5 separate regions of the Homo sapiens genome follow, and all the other regions are linked to region 1. A link is a contact called in ENCODE Hi-C or POLR2A ChIA-PET data. All regions are on one chromosome and are shown on one strand. The core of a region is the stretch at or near the end of the contact, and the rest is flanking DNA. Distances in the headings are between cores, read along the strand shown.

What was found. A loop is a pair of places that touch in the nucleus more often than their neighbours do. ChIA-PET counts read pairs that join two places held with the same protein, here RNA polymerase II (POLR2A). Pooled maps may share reads with other maps.
Region 2: a pooled map shows a loop between it and region 1 (3-fold over the local background). The contact joins two enhancer-like sites. A Hi-C loop is called at or near these places in 25 of 168 maps with a recorded cell type or tissue (A673, B cell, CD4-positive, alpha-beta T cell and 18 more), 31 of 37 single-sample maps with no recorded cell type and 28 of 50 pooled maps.
Region 3: a map of mammary epithelial cell shows a loop between it and region 1 (8-fold over the local background). The contact joins two enhancer-like sites. A Hi-C loop is called at or near these places in 1 of 168 maps with a recorded cell type or tissue (mammary epithelial cell) and 6 of 50 pooled maps. POLR2A ChIA-PET finds 5 or more read pairs at or near these places in 3 of 52 experiments (MCF 10A, activated CD4-positive, alpha-beta T cell and activated CD8-positive, alpha-beta memory T cell).
Region 4: a map of MCF 10A shows a loop between it and region 1 (11-fold over the local background). The contact joins the promoter of CRACDL here to the enhancer-like site in region 1. A Hi-C loop is called at or near these places in 6 of 168 maps with a recorded cell type or tissue (Caco-2, HepG2, MCF 10A and 3 more), 5 of 37 single-sample maps with no recorded cell type and 12 of 50 pooled maps. POLR2A ChIA-PET finds 5 or more read pairs at or near these places in 2 of 52 experiments (GM12878 and MCF 10A).
Region 5: a map of MCF 10A shows a loop between it and region 1 (4-fold over the local background). The contact joins two enhancer-like sites. A Hi-C loop is called at or near these places in 4 of 168 maps with a recorded cell type or tissue (K562, MCF 10A, PC-9 and 1 more), 1 of 37 single-sample maps with no recorded cell type and 7 of 50 pooled maps. POLR2A ChIA-PET finds 5 or more read pairs at or near these places in 2 of 52 experiments (GM12878 and endothelial cell of umbilical vein).

What each region holds. Positions count from the first base shown.
Region 1 is chr2:99,064,930-99,067,629 of GRCh38, forward strand. TSGA10 (testis specific 10) reads right to left here. Exons shown (of 21, transcript NM_025244.4): 16 at 10-195. Among named protein-coding and RNA genes, the nearest start is that of C2orf15, 75 kb to the right of the region's middle. Within about 2 kb of position 1,267, at least 9 of the 41 ENCODE cell types and tissues checked have a DNase peak (open chromatin) inside an H3K27ac peak, as active enhancers do; they include GM12878, where a contact is called at or near this core.
Region 2 is chr2:98,821,859-98,824,633 of GRCh38, forward strand. It overlaps CRACDL (CRACD like), which reads right to left. Exons shown (of 10, transcript NM_207362.3): 7 at 1-1,679. Among named protein-coding and RNA genes, the nearest start is that of LINC02611, 51 kb to the left of the region's middle. Within about 2 kb of position 1,458, at least 20 of the 41 ENCODE cell types and tissues checked have a DNase peak (open chromatin) inside an H3K27ac peak, as active enhancers do.
Region 3 is chr2:98,908,202-98,910,901 of GRCh38, forward strand. All of the region lies in intron 1 of CRACDL (CRACD like), which reads right to left. Among named protein-coding and RNA genes, the nearest start is that of CRACDL, 27 kb to the right of the region's middle. RefSeq lists an enhancer at 1,459-1,958. Within about 2 kb of position 1,315, at least 10 of the 41 ENCODE cell types and tissues checked have a DNase peak (open chromatin) inside an H3K27ac peak, as active enhancers do.
Region 4 is chr2:98,934,884-98,937,677 of GRCh38, forward strand. It overlaps CRACDL (CRACD like), which reads right to left and starts at 1,342. Exons shown (of 10, transcript NM_207362.3): 1 at 1,055-1,342. RefSeq lists a silencer at 509-709.
Region 5 is chr2:98,864,142-98,866,841 of GRCh38, forward strand. All of the region lies in intron 1 of CRACDL (CRACD like), which reads right to left. Among named protein-coding and RNA genes, the nearest start is that of CRACDL, 71 kb to the right of the region's middle. Within about 2 kb of position 1,415, at least 3 of the 41 ENCODE cell types and tissues checked have a DNase peak (open chromatin) inside an H3K27ac peak, as active enhancers do.

The sequences.
Region 1 (2,700 bases), core at 17-2,516:
CAAACTTACTTGCTCAACCTCTCTGTTGAGGGAATCTACTTTTTCTTTTAATCTGTTACCCTCTGCCTCAGCAGTGATAAGTTCCAGTTTGAGGGTATTGTTATCTGCCTCTGATTGACGGGCTTTATTTTCCCAGTTTTCAGCATCTTCATTGGCTTTTCGAAGTTGTTCCATCATTTGCCGGTTCTCAGATTCCTGAAAAGCAAACTTTAGCTATTACTTTAAAATGCTGAACATATGATAAAAATTAAACATTATTATCCAAGTCATTGGGAATTCACTTGCCATGAGAAGCGTTTATAATAGAACCCTGAGGAAATATATCTATACTCTTAGTTTAGAAAACAGGTCATCCTGTAATTAACAAAGACTGCAATCAGCATCTGCCCTGGCTCCTGAGTAACACTCAGTGAACACTAGTAAATAGTAAATTTAGGTAAATTACTCTTTTCTTCAAGACCTGAATGAATTTGTTCTTATATTTCCTTTTGTTTGAAGTCCTCCACAGCCTGCTTTTCCCATATGTCTGCTTACTGACTACTTGCTGGTCTGGATTCTGAGCCTCTGACCTTTCGTACTGGTGTATTCCCTTGTTCTTGACCAATTTACCGGGCTGTGCTGGCTACAGAGCTTCTGAGTACTTGCATATTTTAAATGTCAGCTTCTGATAATTTCCTGTCTGGTGTCTGCCTTTTATTCATAGCCCCAGCCTTAATTATCTTGATCATGAACTGTTCTATGATTATCTTTTACCTGCTAGTCTAGTAACTTTCCCTGCCAGTCTAGTAACTTTCCTGAAATTGCTCAGAAGTAAACTATCAAACCTATGCCAATAAACACTAGTTGTAAATATGCATTCATGTATAAATTGAGCATACAATAAGAACCAGATTTTTTGAACTTTCAAAATTCTATCATGAGCAGAGTAACTGAAGTAGGGTCTGATTTCTAGTAGGGAAATAAGGAGGGAAAAAAATTCAGCTCCACAAACAATATAATAGACCGAGTAATCATTATTAGGCTATTTAAAAAAATATTTTATTATGGTTTGGTGAATTCATTCTAAAAAATTAGTTGTAATTTTGGTAATTTTTTAAAAGGCACTAGATCTCTTTCTCTCCTGTTAATAAATAGTGCACGTCCCTATCAGAAATCCTGGGCTAAATAAAATGACCAAATTGCAATAAATAATGTCTAATACTCCTTTCAAATCAGATAAGCCATTTCCTGATTATGTTTACTGGTGGAAATTCAGCTAATATTGCCACCTTGTGGCCTCTAATGTGAAAGATCTTTGCCAAGTCTGTGTTAGTCAACAATATACTAAACTACCTTATTGGCTTTCAAGATTCAGATACTCCAACTGTGTCAGCAGGAACCTGATATGTGTTTTCCATGATTGTACTAACAATCATAGTTGTGTACAGAGTATGTACTTGGAGGGTGCTTGTACAATATACTTAAACGAATTGTATTCACATTGATCTTTACCCTCTTTAACTTTGTGCAGTACTTACTGTCTATGTCATTCACTTAAAACTGCCTTACAGCTTTGTGTTGCTAGGTGTGGATGTAAAGCCTCCCTGATAACACCTTGTATTTCTCTAAAGCAGGAACCATTTTTATATTAAATTTAGTTCTGTGACCAGGTAGTACATTATTCAAAGTGAAAAGGGATTCCGTAGAATGTCTCTCCTGTCCTCCAACCACCCAGTGCTCCCTCCTTCTTGGCAAGCAGAAAGCATATTTTACCCTTTTTCATATCCTCCCATAGAGGCCAGAGCAGTGTTGAGCATGAGAGGCAACACTATAAAGAAAATGAAACTGTTCTTTGGTATTCTCTATTTCCTGCTTTCAGGATCTCTTTACTTCTATATGGTGCCTCCCCTGTATCCACAGCTCCCTCTGGCCACCCACAAGTCTCACTGCAACACTCCGTAGGCCTCAGCTGGAATCCTTTGCATTTCTTGCCTAAATTATGGTTACAACCTCTTCTAACTGCTCTCTCCACTTCTGATTTTGTTACCCTTCTGGTTTATTCTTGACGTTTCCAAAATAAACTTCCTAAAAGGCAATCCTTAAATAACTTATATGTTTTAGTTCTAACAAAAGCTTCTGAAAATAGGGTTCAAAGAAGGTCTTTCTTACCTCTCCTTTATCATCCACTTGTACACACTACTCTACCTACAGGACCTACTTTTTCCCCTACACCTTTGCTCATGTTGTTCCCACTGCCTGGCAGTCATTCTGTTTCCTCTCCATTTTTCATCTCTGGCACTCCAGCACCTAGCACGCTGCATGAATGAGTGAATGAATGAAGTACTCCACACTTCTTGATGGTCTATCCCTATCAAAATGGATCCGTGGTTCATTCTCTCCGGGCCTGCATCCATCCAGTGTTATGCAATCTCATAAACAAATTCATACTAGGATGCTAAAATCCCCAGCACTTCGGAAGGCCGAGGTGGGAGGATCACTTGAGCCTAAGAAGCTTGATGTGTGATGTCTGAAAATATAATTCTAGAATCTAAAAGTTATAATCCCTAATGGTGGAATTTCAGGTAATGTTACTAACAGACAAGGGAGATAAAGGGAAGTGTTTAACACTGGCTGAAAGCTTACTATGTTAAATGTTGCTCTGGGGTGAGTGCAGTGGCTCATGCCTGTAATCCCAGCACTTTGGGAGGCCGAGACAGGTGG
Region 2 (2,775 bases), core at 208-2,707, 240 kb before region 1:
GCTCCCCTGCGCAGCGGCCTTTTCTCCGCCGTCCTGGGCTCCTTCCTGGGTTCCCGCTCTCCCGGGCCGGCGTCGGGGGGCGCGGGCTGGTGCGGGAGCGTGAAGCTCTGCAGAAGCGGCTTCCGGGGCAGGGGCGGCTTGGAGCTGAGCGGCTCGGGGGGCCGGGCCTTCCCCTTTCCTTGGTCGCTGGGGGCCCTGGTGCCTCGAAGGGCGGGGGCCGTCCCGAGGGGACACTTCTCCTCCTTCGGGAGCACGGTCAGCGACCTTTCTAACCGGACCTCGGCACTGTACCTCTTCACACCCTTCACCTCCTGAGAGGCGCCATCCCTGTATTTGAGCGAGAGGGAGGTGGACCGGAGCTTGACGGGGAAGGGGTTTCTGTCCTCACTCGGGGCCGGCTCCTGGGCGGCTGGGCAGGGCTCTCTCGTGCCGGGCGCGGCGGCCGCCTCCTGAGGGCTCTTGCGCGGCCCGGCCGGGCTGGCCGCCCTGTCCCCCGAGTCCTGAGGGCCGCGCTCCGCCAGCTTCCGAGGGCCAGGTTTCGCGTGCTGGGGCTCGGGGAGACCCTGGAGGTCGTCAAGAGCCGCCTCGCTCCTCCAGACCGGGCCGCTCCTCGCGAGGGGCAGGCGGCCGCTGGCCCGTTCCAGCGGGCGGGAGACGCCCGGACGAGGCCGCGCTCGGCACGAGGACACCGAGAACTTCTTCGCGCCTCGCAGCTCGGCACCGCCCCTCTCCGCCTTCCGCTCTGGCGCCGCCCTCTCGGCGCCCGCCGGTGGCGCCTCGGCTCGCTCGGCCTTGGGGCGCTCCGGGGCGGCGGCCTCTGCGTCGAGGGAACCGGGGCCGGGCTCCACCGGGGGAGACTCCGCAGCGGCAAGCGGCGGGGACGCGGCGGGGCCCTCGCTGGCGGCCGCGGGCCGGTGTTTCAGGCAGCTCTTGGGCGCCGGCGGGCTCGGGGCGGGCGCCGTGGAGGGCTCGGTCCCAATTCTCTCGGGCTCGGTCCCCGCTCCTCTCTCGGGCTCCGTCTCCGCTTCTCTCTCGGGCTCAGGCGCCGGCCCTGGGGGCCCCTTCTCCTCATCCGGGAGCACGGGCGGCGTCGGCTCCGCTTCCTTCGGGACACTGCGTTCTGGCCCGTCGCGAGCAGAGGGCGCCTCTGAGGTGGCGGCGGGGTCAGTCTCGGGGGGAGTCGTGTCCCCCTCAGGGATGGCGGTGGGAAACGGGCTCGCGACGTCTTCGGGAGCACAGACCACCTCCTCCGCCTTGTCCGTGGCCGGGGCACACGGGCCTGCGGGGGGCGCCTCCCCATCCTGCTTTCCGCCGTCGGGACCGGGATTCGGGGGGCCCTCCGGCGGGGACGGGGGCTCCACGCGGAGAGTGGGGGCCGACTCGGGCTCGGCGAGCTCCGGGGTGGCCGGGCGGCTTGAGGGGTCCTCCCCGGGGACGCCCCCCTCCTCCACGCTGGCCGTGAGCGCGGAGGAGTGCTGCAGGCGGGCGCGTCTGGCACGGGCCCCTCCGGGTGGCGGCAAGGGCGCCGGTGGCCCAGGCTCAGGGCCTCTGTCTGGCGCCACGTCCTGCTGCCCAGAGCTGGGGCGCTCTTCTGGGCTGACTTCCAAAAGTGGCTTCTCCTCGTTTTCCTCCTCCTCTGGGGTGCACGTCAGGTCGCTCAGGGATTCAGACTGAGCGCGCTGAGAGAAATAAAGATAAAAAGCATCGTCGCTATAGCCAATTCCAGGAAGCCTGTCACCTCCCCACTTTTTTCAAGGCTTATAATGGTTTAGTGATAGCAGCACTATAAAGCTGGCACTTAAGTAGGCATGTACCCACGGGTGTCTTTTCTCAGTCTGTATCCTACTGGTCTACTTGGGCTCACAAGTTTATCAGGACAATGGCAGATATGCCTCCAAAGTAAATGTCTACAGCTCCTCTGGCAGAGCCTCAAAACCAGTGGACTAGAGTAACGCCAAGGGAAGGCGACCAACAGCAGCCAGTGTCTGCTATGCTCTGTGCTCCCACACTTGTTATTTCATTTAATCTTCCATTCATCCCAGTGAGGAAGGGATGATGAGTCCCTTTTTGCACTTGAGAGCCAGGAACTCAGAGAGGCCAATACCTTGTTCAAGCCTGGGCAAGCAGGTGGCCGAGCTGAACAGCTGGGACTCTATGGCTCTGTGTTCCTCCCAGCCAGTCTCCCATGTCAACACTTCAGGAATGTACCCTCATAGTAAAGCCAGACTGGTTTTCCTAAAAGATGGCTCATATCATGCCAATAGCTAACCATGGCTTATAGGATAAAACCAAAATTTTCAGCTAAATTTAAAGTCCTAGATTCTCTGGTCTTAAGCCGTTTCTTCCACTCCCTACTCAGGTCAAACCAAGCCCTCAACACTGTGCCAGACACTTGGTCTGAGTGACTGTCACCTCCCCACTCTCCCCCACCCCCCTGCCCCCAACCTCCAAGATACTCTACCAGGGCCCCCAAGGACTATTTCAAACTCTCCCACTCTATGCAGTTTAAGATTCCCCCCTTCTCTGGCCTCCTGAAGCCCTACTGGCTTGGCAAACATACAGTGCCTTGTGATAGTCTTCTTCTGAAAGACCTCTAGAATTCAGATTCCAGTCCAACTTCCTCCTATTGTCACAAAGTCAGTTCCTGCTCTCTCGGGAAGGAAAGGAGCTCCAGGTAACCAAGAATCATTCAAAAGTAACATGTGGAAATGACGAAAAGGTTGATGGTGTAGAGACTGATCTTTTAGAAAGTTTGTGATATTAGACACCAAGAGT
Region 3 (2,700 bases), core at 65-2,564, 160 kb before region 1:
CTCAACTGGGAGGCAAGCCACAAGAACAGAAGAGCCTAAATGTGTGGCCTAGAGAGAGCTCCGAGGTCACCCTCAGGTAGGGCATCTCTTCCAGACAATTCCAAAATCTCAGCTGTGGGACAGGAATGGGTCCCACACCGCCTCTCTTGCACATGCCATTCCATGTCAACCCTCCAGCAAAAGTTATTTACCTGGCAAATGCCTGCCCTGTCCCTGCAGTGAGTAGTCTGGCAGGGGAGAGGCTAGCCATCCTTCCTGGCCACACAGCTGGATGGCTCCACAGTTTCTCCCATCCCACAGCCTGTGGATAGCCTGTCGACCCAACAGCTTGGAAGTGAACAGAAAGATTTTATCAGCCCAAACAAAAACCCAAAGCCAAACTCACTCTATTGCTGCAAATGCCTATCAGGCAGATAAACTCCATTAAGGTCTGTCCCCTCCCTTCCCTGGTACAAGCTGCCACTTGCCCTGGACAACAGACCAAGGCTCGGGTTTCCAAGGTGGCTTACAGTCCAATGACCTTCCCCTCTCTGGTGTTGCCTCCATCAGTGGTGCAACGACATTCAGAGTCTACCGAAGGCTGGGACCTACACTTGGGAAGTGGAGTGAGCCTCACAATTTCCACTAAAAGTCCATCTGTACAGAAATAAATTTCATTCATACCTCATCTGTTTTCTCTCAGCCTAGCCAGAGTCCCTATATTTATTTGTATCAGTAAATTTGCACAGCCAGAATAATCCTAAAGGTTCAGAGGTCTACACACGGAAAAAGCCCACTGCCCCAAACTTGTCTTGCCCAGCCCCGTGTTTAAAAGCTTCATGCAAACACTGAGAGTACAGGATGTATAAATGCGTCCTGAGTTTAAGCCTCACACAGTGAATCAGCATCTCAGCAGCTCTGCTTCCTCTGAGACTCTGGGGAGGTTTCTTCAGTGAAAATTCAGAAGAGATTGGCAGAAAGCTGTCAAGCGATTGCTATGTATGGTTTCTCTGCACATCAGGAGATTCATGAGCCCTAGATAGCAACAGCAGATTCTTAACTGTCCCTTATGATATTTGCATTTGATTCCCAGTGCTTCTCAAGGGGAACTTATTTGTTCACAAAATTGCTTTCTTTATTTTGGTTCAACTTGCTTCTGGTTTACACATAAAAACTGCGATGTCACTGCTGTAACTTATAAGAAGGGGTGAGCAGGTTCAGGAAAACCCTTATTACAAATCTGAGAAAGCAGTTATGATTACGAGATAAGGATGCAATCCCAGGGGAGGTTCTAAATGTTTCCATGTAATCTGGACCCAAGCAACCGTCGTCAAACCACTGTTCATGAAATCTGTGGGTGCAAACAAATTGAGCTGTCAGGCTGCAGGACGCGAGCAAACACTGGCCAGGCAAATGGCATTTCCTCCCTCCAGCACATTTCTGCTGCTGACCCGCCTGCTCTAAGGCCCACTGAAACCTGACACCCAGACCAGCTGGCCTCTCCAGGGAACGGGCCTGGCACCAAACGCTCCATCTGTTAGCACACCTCAAGCCACCTGGCCACTTTGCTCTTTTTCCCTGGTTCCCTTACAGGCAGGAGAATCTTGTTCCTCTGCCACCTGTAAACTCACAGAGCCTGTCTCGAGGTACAAAGCCCATAAGTGAGAGTGGCAGAGGGCCAGCAGAGTAGCTACGGAAGCCAACAACAAAAGGAATGGGTAGCGGGGCTTGGGCCGCTTTCAAAAAGGGGAAACTTAATTCTGAAGCAGGAAATGGCTGCATTTTGCCCCGATTCCCACCCCTCCGGATTAGTACATCATGAGTAGTCAGTAACGCCATCTCTCCCACATCGCACTTTCCCTATAACTTGGCACCACTTCCCACCTCGGAAGGATGGCTCTGTCTCCTCCTCCAGCTGCTCCTACCTGCAGGAAGCCGATTTCAGAGACCTCTTACCAAGGGGGCTGTGAGCTGGGATGCACCCTCAGGCAGGACCTCCCACTTCCCCATTGAGAAGAGGAGACTGTCTCACCTCTGAAAACTAAGAAGCTCCTTGAGGCCAGGTGTGGTGGCTCACACCTGTAATCCCAGCACTTTGGGAGGCCAAGGCGGGTGAATCACCTGAGGCCAGGAGTTCGAGACCAGCCTGACCAACGTGGTGAAACCCCGTCTCTACTAAAAATACAAAAAATTAGCTGGGCATGGTGGTGCATGCCTGTAATCCCAGCTACTTGGGAGGCTGAAGCAGGAGAATCACTTGAACCTGGGAGGTGGAGGTTGCAGTGAGCCAAGATCACGTCACTACACTCCAGCCTGGGCAACACAGCAAGACTCTGTCTCAAAATAAATAAATAAATAAATAAATAAATAAATAAATAAATAAATAATGCTCCTTGTTTCCCAGCCACTGTTTTGAGGATCCCCCAAAACCAGAGTCTGCTCTGCTCACAATGACAACCGTTTCTACAAAAGAAGGAGGAGCCTCAAAGCCGAGAGAGTGGGAGTTGGAGTGTTCCCTCCCTCCACACCCACCTGCCATCAGAGCTCAGGGTTGCAGTTCACCAGGCCTAGCTCCATTCACCTGCTGGTGGCCTCGGCCAGGGTTTGCCCTGACAGGGCCCATTTCCTTTTCTGCAAAGTGGAGCCAATAATGTGGTGCCTCCTCTTACGGGTGACAGGAGGATTAAATGAGGCGATGTAAATAAGGTGTTGAGCTCAAGG
Region 4 (2,794 bases), core at 92-2,591, 130 kb before region 1:
TCCAAGATGGCACAGCATAGGGGCAGAGCCCAGAAACCAGCCCAGCTCAACCTTCTCCACCAGCTCCACACGACACTGTCTCTAGATATCTTTCTCCTCACAATTTTATAACCTCAATAGGTTCTTAGGATGACCACAGTGCTCCATCATTCCAGGTGTGCGCCCGTGGGACCGAGCTCCAGGGAAAATACCAGGGGTCTACACAGATTCTAGTCTATGGTATATGCAAATGAAGGAAGCCTGCAGGCTCCAATAACCTAGTAGGATACCTTAAGACCAGTTTGGGAAGGTGTGAGCTGGCTCTAAAAGGGTAACACAGCTGCCTGTCTTCCACTTGGATTTCCTGGCTCAAAACTGTCAACAGGACCTGATGCCTGCAGGCGGTTTGCACCTACACGGAGTCAAATTCACACAGCCGCACTGCTTCTGACTTGCATTTCAAAAGCAAGTGACTATTATGCTCTGATCACATGTGAACTTCATACCGAATCTTTGCCTATGATGAAGCTTCTGTTCAACAAATATTTGTTGATTAAAAATGTGAACACTTCTTAGATCAACTCCAGAATCCCTCCCGGGTGGCGTGTAATCAAAGCCTAAAACCTGTTAAATAAACCATCACCTAAAGCATAAGGCAGTTCGTGAATGTGTCCACTCCTTTCCCCTGCAACTGCGTGTGGAGACAGTGGGCATAAAGACCTCGTATGCTAGCAATTTCAACCGAGCAGGACCTTCTCTCCCTCCTCTTTCATTTTCCTGGCGCGTAAACTGCTGGATTTGCCTCACAGTGGAAAGTTGGGTCCAGCAAAGTGAGCAAAGGGAAACTTTGGGCACTTGCACGAGCGCGTCCGGCTCCCCCTCGGCCGCAGGAGCTGCCCAGGGCTTCGGCGGCGGGGGTGGCGCCTCTCCGGGTCCGAGGGGCCCCTGGCTTCACGGCCTCTGCCCTCGACCCCCTAGCCCCGGCCCGCCCCACCTCCGCCCGGTGCCCCCGCGCCCACCCCGCCTTCGACCCACGCCTGCCTTGGGACACGCGATTTCAAACCCCTCGAGGTACCTGGGACAGGAGCGTGGCCCGGGCTCGGCGAGACGCGCAGAGAAGGGCACCTTCCGCGGGGTGCGGCGAGCCGGGGCTGCTCCCGCCGCGGTGCGCGTCTAGCCCCAGCCCAAAGCCGGGGCGACGCAGCAGGTGGCCGCGCGGCCTCCAGACAGCCCGGGTCTGCGGCCGAAGAGCTGGACGCGGGCGCTGACACTACCCTCCCGCGGCCGGCCCGGCCCTGCGCCCGGCGCGCTCCCAGCTCCCAGCTCCCAGCTGCAGGCGCGCCGGCTTCGCTCGGCTCCGCTCGGCTCGGCGGGGGCGGACGCCGCTCAGCTCCCCTCGCCGGCCGCCGCGCGCACCTCCCCCGCGGCGCACAGCTCCCAACGCCGCCTCCGCAGCTGGCCCGGCGGAGTGGGGCCGAGACCTCGGGGCGGGGGGCGCAGGCGCCGGCCTGGGCCTTGGACGCCCCGCGGGAGGCGGGAGGGCGATCGGGGTGCGGGGAGGGCAATCGGGGTGCGGGCCCGGCTGCCCAGCGCTCCCTCCCAAGCCCGCGCCGCTCCCGACCCGCCTCGGCCTGTCCGCGCAGCGGCGCTGTCGGGGCTCCGGGAGGGCCGGGGGGCACCGGAGACCCGGAGGTGGTGGCAAGTCAGTCCGGGACTGGCCCAGGGCACCCGCGCGCGTCGGTGAGAGGGACCCGGGACTCCAGGTGACCTCCGGATCCGCCCTCTAAGTCAGTGGCCTGCGGCGGGCGTGGGCGCCGAGGGAAGGAAGTGTGCATTTGAATAAAAGTAAAAGTTTGTTATTGTTGTTGTTTTATAACCCTGTGGGTCCTGAGCGTCTCCAGGCTAATTAGGGAAGCTGCCGCCCCGTCTGGAGGTGATTCATGGGTGTGACACCGGCGAGTGTGGGAAGAAAGGCAGCTGATGCCGTCTCAGCTGCGCTCGCCTTTCTTTATTTTCTTTCTTTCTTCTTTTTTTAAAATCCTTTTTCTTGTAAAGACAGGGCTGGTCCATTTAGGGAGACCGCGCACGGAGGGAGCTGCCTTGGGTGGTCGCCCAGCGAATCTCCTCCGGAGCCCGAGCCGCGGCTTTGGTCTGCGGATGGCACAGCCCGGCGACCCCGTCCCGGCCTCTTCCCCGGCGGTGCACGCCCAGGGCCAGGCAGGCGAGAGGCGCGGGAGTCGCGTCCCAGCAGGGAGCCCAGGCTGCGACGAGTCCTCAGGGGACGCCTTCAACCCAGGCTGGAAGAGATGATACTAACGTCAGACGGGGAGTCTCGGGTGTCACCGGACGCCAGAATGAGCGGCGAGGTCCGCATTGTTTGGAGGGGATCACGCGGAATCCGCGCTACTCCGCGGGACGCTGGGTCCGACGGCTAGCGCCGCGCACACTGGAGGCCTGGAAAAGCCGAGCTGCTCGGCTGTCGGAGGCCGAGAGGGCCTGGACCCCGGAAGGAGCTCTCTCCACCTGTGGCTTTCAAGGGGCTCAAAATCCCAGATAGAAGAATCGAGCGAAACGAGGCCCAAGACAGTTTCCCATTTACTTGGGCATATCAAACGAAGTTTCCTTTTTGAATTTTTAATGTTATCCCTTGGCCACAAGCTATTCACGTAAAAGCCTCTTTTGATGGTTAAGTGCTTTAAGTTCCCTGTATAAAAAGAACAAAAATAGTGATTCAGCCTTATAACCCCCCCCCAAATTAATAACCTGCATTCACAATGAATGGGTGACTCATGACAATCAGAGACAACGAGTTTGT
Region 5 (2,700 bases), core at 165-2,664, 200 kb before region 1:
AAAGTAGAAATAACCCAAATATCCATCTCTGGATAGATAGAATAAAAAACATGTTACATATATGTAATGAAATATTATCCATCAAGAAAAAGGAATAAAGTAATGATATATGCTACAATCTGGATGAATCTTGAACACATTAACCTAAGTGAAAGAAGGCAGCTACAAAAGGCCACATACTGCATGATTCCACTTACACGAAATGTCCAGACTAGGCAAATCCACAGAGACACAGAGTAGATTAGTGGTTGCAAAGAGGTGGGGAGAGGGATGCTGGGGAAACACAGGTAGAATGGGAGTGACTGCTAATGGGCACAAGGTTTCTTTCTGGGGAAATGGAAATGTTCTAAAATTAGATTGTGTTCCTTGGTGCACAACTCTTTAACAAAAACCCATTGATTGTACCCTTTTTTTTTTTTTTTTGAGACGGAGTCTCGTTCCATCACCCAGGTTTGAGTGCAGCGGCACGATCTCGGCTCACTGCAACCTCCGCCTCCTAGGTTCAAGCAATTCTCCTGCCCTAGCCTCTGGAGTAGCTGGGACTACAGGCAGCCACCACCATGCCTGGCTAATTTTTGCATTTTTAGTAGAGACGGGGTTTCACCATGCTGGCCAAGCTGGTTTTGAACTCCTGACCTCAGGTGATCCACAGGCCTTGGCCTCCCAAAGTGCTGGGATTACAGGCATGAACCACTGCGCCTGGCCTGATTATACATTTTAAACAGGTGAACTTTATGATATGTAACTAATATGTCATCAAAGCTGCGGAAAAAGGATGAAATAAAGACATTTTCAGAAAAGAAAAGTTGATACAATTTGTTTCCAGCAAACTCACACTGAAACAACTGTTACAGGAAGAGGGATGCAATCTCATGGAGAAGACTGGAGGTGCAGGCAGGAATAGGGGAAAACACAAACGTGGACAGACACAAACGTCAACAAGAGGAGGTGGTGGGCTGGACTCCAACCCAAGCCCTGTGCACACCAGCAGAATGCGTGCCTCAGCCCTGCTCTCCCTCCACCAATAGCACTCCGTTTCCTTCCAGCTTGGAGCCTTTGCAGATGTTGTTCCTTCTGCTTGAACTTGATGTTCCCTGCACATTCCACTTTGGTCTTACTCCTACTCATCCTTCAGATTTCAGCTTTCATTCCACTTCCGCAGGAAGACCAATCTGTCCCTTCAGGATGTGTCAAGACCTCCCGCGACATACTATGGGAGACCCTGTGCCTTTTGTTCACAAAACTTACCCATTTTACATGTATACATGTTTGTGTGATTCTTTGATCCATTTCCCCTTTACAGATTCACGCCTGGTTACATTCCCCATACTTTTAATCAATTTTTCCCTTTCCTGGGGAAAAAGATGAAAATAAATTATGACTTAACTATTGTTCTCTAGTGAGTCATGCCAAGATCTGCCTGTACCTTTTTTTAGAAAAATAAGTTTCACATTACTGAAGCAAATGGAATGTGAAATGCTTGCAGAGTTCCTGTGAGAAATCTCTGTTCAAAAATTGTGCCAGCTTGCTGCTTAATGATATTATTATCCTCAAAAGCAGAGGGACTTGACAGCTGTACCCACACCAAAGAGGCGTCAAGACCGGACCTCACTGCAGCCAACCCTTTCTCCCTGAAGGTGTCAAGAGGACTTTCTGCTTTTTTTTTTTTTTTTTTTGAGACGGAGTTTCGCTCTTGTTGCCCAGCCTAGAGTGCAGTGGCGCAACCTCAGCTCACTACAACCTCTGTCTCCTGGGTTCAAGTGATTCTCCTGCCTCAGCCTCCTGGGCAGCTGGGATTACAGGTGCCCACCACCGACCTCAGGTGATCCACTCACCTCTGCCTCCCACCTCCTGCTCTCTGAAGCTGTCATCCACTTGTGTGCAAAACCTTCTCTGTCCTCTTGTCAGAAAGGATAGCGAGGACAGAGAGACAGATCTGCTCTGACATATAAGAGAAAAGAAAGCAAAGAAATCTCATAATCAAAGGGCTGAAACTAGAGAATATTCAGATGCTAAATGACAGAGCTCTAAGTAAAGCAAGAAGGGCGAGTAAAGGAACTTGGCTGGTCAGATTTGAAGTATCTTATTGCCCTGTAGTTACTGTTTGTCTGATGTTTAAAAACTAAAGTAAGGCGTGGCCTAGAGAAAGCCCCTTTCTTGCTAAGTAGGTAAAACTGGAAGACTAACTCCATGAGGAGAGATAACATGTCACCAGCATAGAACAGCTGCATGGTAGTGCTCAATAAATATTGTTAAATGAATGAATGAATGAATGAGCAAATGATCCAGAGGCACTTAGCAGTAACACCTGATAGATGAAACAATCACTTCTTCTTTTTTTTTTTTTTTTTTTTTTTTTTTTTGAGACAGAGTTTCACTCTTGATGCCCAGGCTGGAGTACAATGGCATGATCTTGGCTCACTGCAACCTCCTCCTCCTGGGTTCAAGTGATTCTCCTGCCTCAGCCTCCTGAGTAGCCGGGATTACAGGCACGCACCACCACGCAGGCTAATTTTTTGTATTTTTTTTTTAATTAGAGACAGGGTTTCACCATGTTGGCCAGGCTGGTCTCGAACTCCTGACCTCAGGTGATCCCCCGCCTCAGCCTCCCAAAGTGCTGGGATTACAGGTGTGAGCCACCGTGACCAGCAGAATCACTTCTTAATGATCACCCAACACATTAATGCCTCAAGGACAGAC